Linked DNA regions of Homo sapiens: region 2 is linked to region 1. A link is an interaction called in ENCODE POLR2A ChIA-PET data of the cell type or tissue named here. Cell type or tissue: Caco-2. All regions are shown on one strand. Links, peaks and the distances in the headings refer to the core of each region. The heading gives the core; the rest is flanking DNA.

Region 1 (3,587 bases), core at 86-2,585:
AACAGGGCAGAGGAAAGGGCATAGCACAAACCCCCAACCAAGTGGCTTAAGTGTCCCCTCCCTGCTGCCGACCTCCATGCCCAGGGCCAACCCTTCACCTGGGGGCAGGGACAGGGCTTGGAGAGTCAGGATTGGAGGCAAATGTGTTCCCTTTCTCACTGCTTTTGGGCTTCAAGTGTTCTGCTGGGAGCTACTTGGGAGGGGCCTCTGGAAGGGCAGACCTGGCGCCCATGCCAGTGGGGCACGGGGGATACCTCTCTGCCAAGCAGTGAGGAGATGGGCACAGTCACAGGAGAAGCACATTCCATGGGAAAGCCGGCTTTAAAATCACTATTTCCCCCGTATTAAAGTCAGCTCCTATTCAGGCCAATGCAGAAAAATAAAATTTTGGGGGAAAATATAAACTACTATTCCTCCCTGCTAGGAATGGGTCATCCCCTTTTTCTCTGGCCTCAGTCCACCAGATCTTCACCGGGGTCCCACCCAGTGTCCCTCTGGACTTCTGGCCACCTCCCTCACATCAGCCATGGTGGGGCAGGGGTGGGGTGGGGGACGGCTGGAACCTGCAGTGGGTGGTGTCTCCGCCTGGGGCCTCAGTTTCCCCACTCTGACAGGGCAGCATCCATCTCCTGAGCTGTGTCTGTGCCCTTTTGGAAACCTACTGCTGGCCCAGGAAGAGCACCACCCTCACTCGACACACCGTCTGTGATCTGAGGATGCTGCAGTTCCCCCAAACCCATCCAGGGGCCCTAGGATCCTCAGGTCAGGGGGCCAGGCAGCCACTCCTTCATGAAGACTCCCGCCCATCTTGCCACGTCAGCACACATCTCGTGAGCGAGCTCAGCTTCTCTGGGCCACTGCCCGGGACCCACCCTTGGCCTGCTCCTCTGCCCTGGCCAGCTGGAAGCAATCTGCCTGGAGCAGGCAGGTGGTCCTCCTTAGTGGGCTCCCAAGAGGCCGTCCCCAGCCCTTCACCCACGCAGAGGTGGCTCTGTATGCATGGCTGCCTGGGGCCCCTTCTCTGCCGGAGTGAACCAAGTGCTCTGGAATTCATGAAGAAATCAGGGGTCTTTAGCCTGCTGTTTTTCTTGGCGAGGCCTTATCACAAATTAGTGGGGAAGCCCGAAGGTTAGGGTTTCAGTTAGTTCAGCAGAATCTGAGGAGCGGGGAGTTGGCCTCCTGCCTCTCCAAGTCAGAAAACGCTTGGCCTGTGGGGCCCCAGGGAGCTCTCAGAGCCCAGGATGATTAACCAGGCAGGTGACCTGTGCTTTGGGTGGGGGCGGGGGTGGGGCCTGGGGGAGATAGCTTTCACACAAGCTGACAGGTTTCACAAAGCCCAGTGATCTCTCGTACCTTCCCCAGGCTGCCCTCGGCTGGAGTGCACAGCCTGTGGGCCTGGGGCTTTGGCACTGAAGGCAGGGCAGGGCGCCCAGCCTCATGGAAAGGGTACGTTCGGGAAGGGGGCGAGGGCAAGTCTGACTTGGGTTCCAGGGGCAGCCCTTTGAACTTGGCGACTTCACGTGAATGCACTTCCTAAACCACAGCTAAACGCAGAGGTTCTATATCAGTAGCTCGAAGACGATTGGGGACCCCCAACCGGACAAATGGCAGGTCACCTCCACGCAAAAAGTGGGCTCTTCTGAGGAAAAAGCAGGCCAAGTTGCCTCTCCTGTTTTGGAAGGCAGGAACCCGAAAGCCAAACCACTAAGTATCCACCAGCCACTCACGAACTCAAAAAAGCTGGGAACATTTCTGGCAAGCGCTGGTCCCGTGGCTGAGCCCCCGACCCTGGAGTGTTTCACAAGTCCAGCCGTCTGTCCCGGATGGATTCTGGGAACTTGTCTTAGGCTCACCACTGGGTCTGAGCACAGATGGCCGTCGGCTTCCTCCTGTCTCCACGTCAGGAATCCGTGCCTGCCCCACCCTGCCCTGGCTCTCCCCTGGAGCTGAAACGGGTCCAGCACTGCTTCAAGACGTGAGCTTGTTTAGGAGTCATTGTCTGATGCTTCTCAGACCCTGTGCTTCTCTATTGGGCCCACAGGCTTTTCTTAAACGGACAGGGACCCTGGTGGCACACCAAGTTCCAATCCAGTGGCTCCTGATAGCCACACCAGACCCTGCCCTCGGCACCCTGTCCAGGTTACTGGATCAGTCATCTCTACCCTGTGACAGAGACCACCGTGTTCCCATTTCACAGTTGAGAACGCTGAGGCCTGGTACCTTCCAGTGCCTTGTTCCAGCTCCATACGATGGCCAGAAGCTTCAGCCCAGTGACTCCACCCTCTGTGGGTGAACTGGCCCCTTCCCCCAACTCTGAGCCCTGGTTCTGTTGCCTGTGTCTCCTTGGGCAGGTCCCCACGTCCTCCTCTGTGAGCCCAGGACAATCACAGTGTCGCCTCCTGGGGAGCGAAGTGAGAGGGAAGGGCAAGGCTTGGGTGCAGCTGCAATGGCACCCAAGGGGAGAAGCTGTGTTTCCGCGGGAAGGGGTTCCTAGTGGGGTCCTTCCTAGGTGACAAGGCCCCTTCTGCCCTCAGTGCAGCCACGGCCTTGCAGGACAGCCTGCTCGCTGCCACCCACCACTTCTCTCTCTTTGCCCTCCCACCCTCCTTCCTCCAAGGGCAGTGTTAGCTTGCCAGGGAGGGTTCGAGGCCTAGGGCTGGCGGGACAGGGACCCTGGCTGCCAGCTCCATTCCACTGTGCAGAAACCCAATCCGGGCGGGAGGACGCTGTCACTCCTGAGGATTTAGGGCCGTCACCTGGTGGAGCGGGAGGGCTCTCCTCCCTGACAGAATAAGTGGTTACATGCCGAAAGGTGACACCGCAAAGGGGTCCTGAGCCGGGAGGAGGACTGTATATCATCTGAGCCTGGATCTGTGCGTGTTTTTCTTTCTGTCTTTCCTTCCTGGTCTCCTTGTCGCGGCCCCCTGGCGATCTTACCAGAACGTCCTGGTCCAGATGTGATTCTCTATCAAAAGCCTGGGCCCCCAGGCACCACCGGAGGGGCTGTGTGCAGAGGTGGTGGGGGCTGCATAGATGGAGTACAGGGCTCTGTGTCAGACACAGAGAGCCATGTTCTGATTTCTGCTCCCCCGGTGAAAAGAGTAAATGCCTCCACGCCCACGGCAGATACAAAGGCTGAGATGCCCCATCCCTGCGGCACATCCCCCAACGTGTGACTTCCTCGTCCCGAGGTCCCCCTGGAATCCGTGACTTGCTTTGACCACCATGTCATGAGCAAATGGGACACAGAGAGGCTGGAGTACATGTGCACCGAGTGGCTGGGAACCCTGCGGCCACCAGCGGTTAGTGAGGCCCCACTAGCTAGTAGAGGAGAGGCTGTCTGCCAAGGGTCTTCTCCGGGAGCAAGGCCATCCTAGACCACTCAGCTCGGACCAGTCCACCTGCCCAGCCAACCGCTAGGTGTGAGGGATTCGAGGCTGTTGCTACTTCGAGCTGCTGAGTTTGAGGCTGGCATCCCCTCTTTGGACTTCAGGGTCCTCTCTAAATGCCACTGCCTCCAGGCCCACTGCTACAGTAAGGACAGAACAGCGGACCAGGTGTGGGGCTGCCTGTGTAGGGCTTCCACG
Region 2 (4,492 bases), core at 981-3,480, 420 kb before region 1:
GTCTTCACGGCACGTTCTCCCCTGTCTGTGTCTCCTCCCCTGTCTTTTCACACGTGGACCCCAGGCATTGGATGAGGACCCCATACAGTGACCCTCTTTCCAAGGTCAGGGTCACAGGTACTGAGGTTAGGACTTGGACACACCTTTCATGAAGACACAATTCAACCCTCCACCGCCGGGAGAGGGTGGCCACAGCGGGCAGCCCGCCGTGACTCCTGGGAAGACGGACTAGGATCGGAACCTGTAGAAAGACCAGGGGTGGCATTCTGGGGCATGGGGATGACATCACAGATGCAGGCGTGCGTGATCACAGTCGTGTTTAGTTCTAGGGAGCAGGGGGTTTTTCATTTCACAGATGAGAATAGTGAGGCTTTCCAAGAAACCAGGAGCTGCCTGGGACACCCAGGCTGTCAGCAGTGAGCTGGGAATGAAAGTTGGGTGTGGCCACGGGGGAGACCCCGGGGAAGGGAAGAGTTCTGCTCCCCCCAGAGGCATGTTTCTCCAGTGAGCTCTCACGACACCACAGGCCGCTGGCCTCTGTGTCTGTGGGGCAGGACACCTTGATTCCCTGGCCTCCTGACCCCTGTCTTGCCCCTGAGATGGTGTCTGCACGCTGCTGACATGGCAGCCCAGCTTGGACGGGTGGGACGTGCCCACCTAGGGGCTGCTGGGCTCCTCCCTAAGGAGGAGGAGCTGCTGGGTTCCTCCCCAAGGCTGCATCCTGGTCCCAGGTGCCCGGAAGACAACCTGGGACAGGCCTGTGGTTGCATCAGACATGTTTACCTGGGAACCAAAAAACTTTTTTTTTAAAAAAAGCTGTCTTTAAAAAGTGAGGGGGAGAAAAGCACCGTCTGCTCCCCCCGGGGACTTGGGACCCTGGCTCCCGAGGGCAACTTGCCTTTTTGTACTGGCTCAGACTCAGGCATGCAGTCCTTAGCCTGGAGCCTCCTGCCTGGGGCAGGAGGGCAACAGTGCCCTCTTGGGAAGCGGCAGCCATGCCAACAGGGGAAACAGCTGCTGGTTGGCTTCAGCATCCTGATTTGCTGTGTGTGTGTACGTGTGTGTCTGTGTGTGTGTGCATGCACATCTGTCTGCTTATGCATGTGTGTGCATGCATGCATCTGTGCACATGTGTATGTGTGTGTGCCATGCATGTGGTTGTGTGTGTCCATGCATCCGTGTGTGTGTGCCTGGGAAGGGGGTGGTGAGCAGTCAGGATGAAAGAGGAATGCAAGGCCACCATCACACTCGTGCATGTCAGCACCTGGCACACAGGGAACACTCACCAGCAGCCACAGCTGGCCCTTGTGCCCCGGGCTACGTGGTGCCTGCCAGGGCGGTGACCACCCGTTGACTGGTCAGTGACGGGGGGGTCGTTTGATGATCAAAGAGGAAGAAGGGACAGGGCGCAGGGGCCTCGGGGAGCACCGCTGTGTGCTGGAAACCACATGTCCTGATAGGACCTGCCTCCCAGGACGACCGTGAGGACCAAATCAGATCAAAAGAGCCTGGGCAAGGCTGCAGCGGGCACCTGCTGCTGCTGCTGCCTGACGCATAAACTGTCCCCACGGCCTGCGCGGGCGGCACCCCTGCCACAGGCACACATGGGCAGGGGAAGCTCATGGAGCGGCAAGCACTCTGGTCATGTTGATGGGGACAGGGAGGATGCTGGCAAGAGGGTCAGCCACAGTCACAGCACTCACTGCCTCCCTCACCAGAGGCCAGTACACTGCAAGATCTTGCCCCTTTCCTGGCCACCAGATAGGGTAGGGGTGCTGGGAGGTCTCCCAAAGGGCGACTGCCCCCCCAGCCCATGCCTGTAGGAACAGAAGACAGCTCTGGGGGGCCTGACCCGGGCCTCTGCTGCATTCCGGCCTTGGGGACTTCCAGCGTGGTGGTGTGGACGCTCGGGGGGCCCTGGACAGTGGGAGAGCCATTCTGATAAGGCTGGAAGCTGATAAGGCTGGAAGCCTCTGGAAAGGGCTATTGCTAAGACACAGGGCTGGAGTGGCCTGGAGGTGGCTTTGGCAGCTGATATATAAAGGTGGCTCTGTGGTGGGCCCAGTGGGGAGGTCAGGGCTGGGGCAGGTTCTGAGCCTCTGGGGGTCCATGCTCTCTGGAGGCTGCAGCCCACGGAGGAGACCTGGCCGGCCCCTGCCAACCCACAGCAGAGGCTACTCAGCTCCTCTGCGAATTCTCCAGCTCATCCTGAGTCTTAATCCCCTTATCTTAATAACCTCTTTTATCTTGTGCCGGTTACTTGATTTTTCACCTGTTTGAGCCTCTTATCTAGCTGGTTGTCACCTTTGCCTTCTTAAAAACCCTTAGCCTCCCTCTGGGAGATGCAATGCTGCTATCATGCCAATTTCCTCTCCTGCTTTAAGGCTCTTCCAAAATTCTCCTCTTAAAACTCCATCTGGGTAGTGGATTTCCCTTCAGTTTGTGCCTTCAAGAGAAATCTGTGTCCTCTCCCGTTTGGCTTCGTATGATAGAAAATGTCAAAGATGTACAAAAGTGCAGAGGACGGTGCCCCCGCCCTGCCGTCATGGAAGCCGGTTCCAGACAGCGCCCCGTCTCCTCCACCTGGACAGCCGCTGGAAAGAGACTCCGCACTCACCTCCGTTCCTCTCTCTTCTGTGACCTCTGTTCTTCCATCTTGTTACCCGCCTTCAGGGCTGCCAGCAGGAAGGTGTGGGGGGCAAAGTACGTGTCATGGGAGGGGCACTTCCTCTCCACCCTCCCTGACTCCTCGGCCCTTGCCTCCCCAGGTCAGGGGTGGGGGCCCACATGTCAGTGTTGGATAGTAGAAGGAATGGGGAAGGTTCTGGAAGATCCCACCCCGATGCCCCTCATGACCTTGGGGAGTATGTAGTGGGGTCCAGCCCACCTTCCCAAAAGACAACTAAGAAAGTCAGCAGGTGCGGTTTCCGACCTGCTCCCCGGGGAGTCCCGGCTGTACTGTATACACATCGTGGTCAGACTCCCCCAGGAGGCATTCACTGGCACCTACTCCATGTTCGGGCACTGGGGGTGCAGGGAGAGCTGTCTGCACCATGCAATGGGAGCCTCTGCAGCCAGTGTGCCAAGTCTGGGTGCCGGGGGCGTGCGGAGGATGAGGAACAGGAGAGTGACCAGGCAGGAGCCCAGCTAGTGGCCCCAGAGGTCCTGGGAACCGAGGGCAGCTCGGTGAGGCCAGGGCCATGGTGGGCGTTCAGTCGCAAGAACAGGCTCTTGGTGGTGGAGACCCAGACGAGACAGAAGGGCCCGGGTCACTCGCATCAACTCCCACTTGCCGAGGCTGGTCCTGTTCCTCCCCAGCGCCTTTCATGCCCCTGTGCCCTGTCTAGGGCCACGCCCGGCCTTCCCTGCCCCGACGCACCCACGCGTCCCTGGACACGCTCACTCCCATAAATGCCTCTGCCAGCCGTCCGCCTCTCTTCCAGCAGATATTGATTACAGGGGGTTTTAGTCCCAAGGGTAAATTTCTGGAAGTCCATCCCTGGCTTAAAGGACACGTGAGCACTTGGCGCCTCGATTCGAGTTCACAAACGGCACTCCGGAGAGGTCAGTGCAGCTCTGCCTGCGTTGCTCCGTCCCAGCTGGGCCTGCACGGGGCTATGTGCCCATAGCAGGGCTGACTGGGCTGACCCACAGCCTGGGGCACGAGGGAGAGGCTGGAAGCAGGCCTTGTCACCATGGGCTGGCCTCGGCTGCGGCTGTCCCGACCCAGGCCGCTTGAGGTCAAGCCAGGTCGGCCAGCAGAGGCAGGAGCCGTGCCCAGGCCCATGGCAAGCCCTGTGGGACACAGGCTGTCAGACACATCCAGTCCTGGAGCTGGCGCCCACTCCCCCTCCTCCCAGGGCCTCTGCCAGCATCCTCCTGGGTGGGCCCGGCCCAGCCCTAGCCCCTGACTCTGGAGCAGGAGTCCCAAGTCCAGCACTCAGGCCTCACAGAGGCCTTGCAGCCCTCCCACCCGCCCGGTCCTCTTGAGACGGGGTGAGTCACACGGCTGTGGTTCTGCCTTGGGGAAAAGTGAAGCCCAGGACGTGAGGGTGACTGGGAAGGATCCCAGGACAGAGCTGGGGCCTCGGCCCACCCAGAGCTAACAAGGTGCGGGCTGTGCGTTTAGCTCAGGAGGGTCGTGACAGCTGCCAAGGCCCCCGTGCCCTCAGCTGAGCCACCTCTAAAATCCCAGCCCCTCGTGAAGACCAGAGCTGGGTGTGCTGGGAAGGGGCGTGAGAGGCGAATCATAAATAGAAACGCCAGCTCCAGCCACGGCGAAGGGGATCTGGCTGCCAGGGACCCTGCAGTCTGCTGCCCTGTGCCAGGCCGCTTCGGGACAGGCTGTACAAAGGCCAACTCAGTCATCTCCCAAACCCCAGAGGGGCCCCAGGATTGTCCCCCTCCCCAGAGAGAAGCCTGCAGCCTGGAGCTGGCCTCTCCCCCTGCACTCAGGCACAGCTGTGTGCCCAGCGGCTTAGCAGCTCTGCAG

The links. ChIA-PET counts read pairs that join two places held together with the same protein. Peaks named below come from ENCODE experiments on the same cell type or tissue, not always from the same donor. Only the 100,000 strongest peaks of a DNase experiment are listed, where the experiment ranks them.
Region 2: POLR2A ChIA-PET joins it to region 1 with 7 read pairs; 1 of 35 experiments calls an interaction of 5 or more read pairs at or near these places.

The regions. Positions count from the first base shown.
Region 1 is chr11:2,723,481-2,727,067 of GRCh38, reverse strand. The region is part of intron 11 of KCNQ1 (potassium voltage-gated channel subfamily Q member 1); the gene reads right to left. Among named protein-coding and RNA genes, the nearest start is that of KCNQ1OT1, 25 kb to the right of the region's middle. RefSeq lists enhancers at 1,166-2,161, 2,337-3,236, 3,237-3,587. In Caco-2, for the core only: no CTCF peak of the experiment used is centred there; DNase peaks (open chromatin) are centred at 1,217 and 1,932.
Region 2 is chr11:3,146,625-3,151,116 of GRCh38, reverse strand. All of the region lies in intron 1 of OSBPL5 (oxysterol binding protein like 5), which reads left to right. Among named protein-coding and RNA genes, the nearest start is that of OSBPL5, 16 kb to the left of the region's middle. RefSeq lists enhancers at 1-632, 633-1,406, 1,407-2,182. In Caco-2, for the core only: no CTCF peak of the experiment used is centred there; a DNase peak (open chromatin) is centred at 1,984.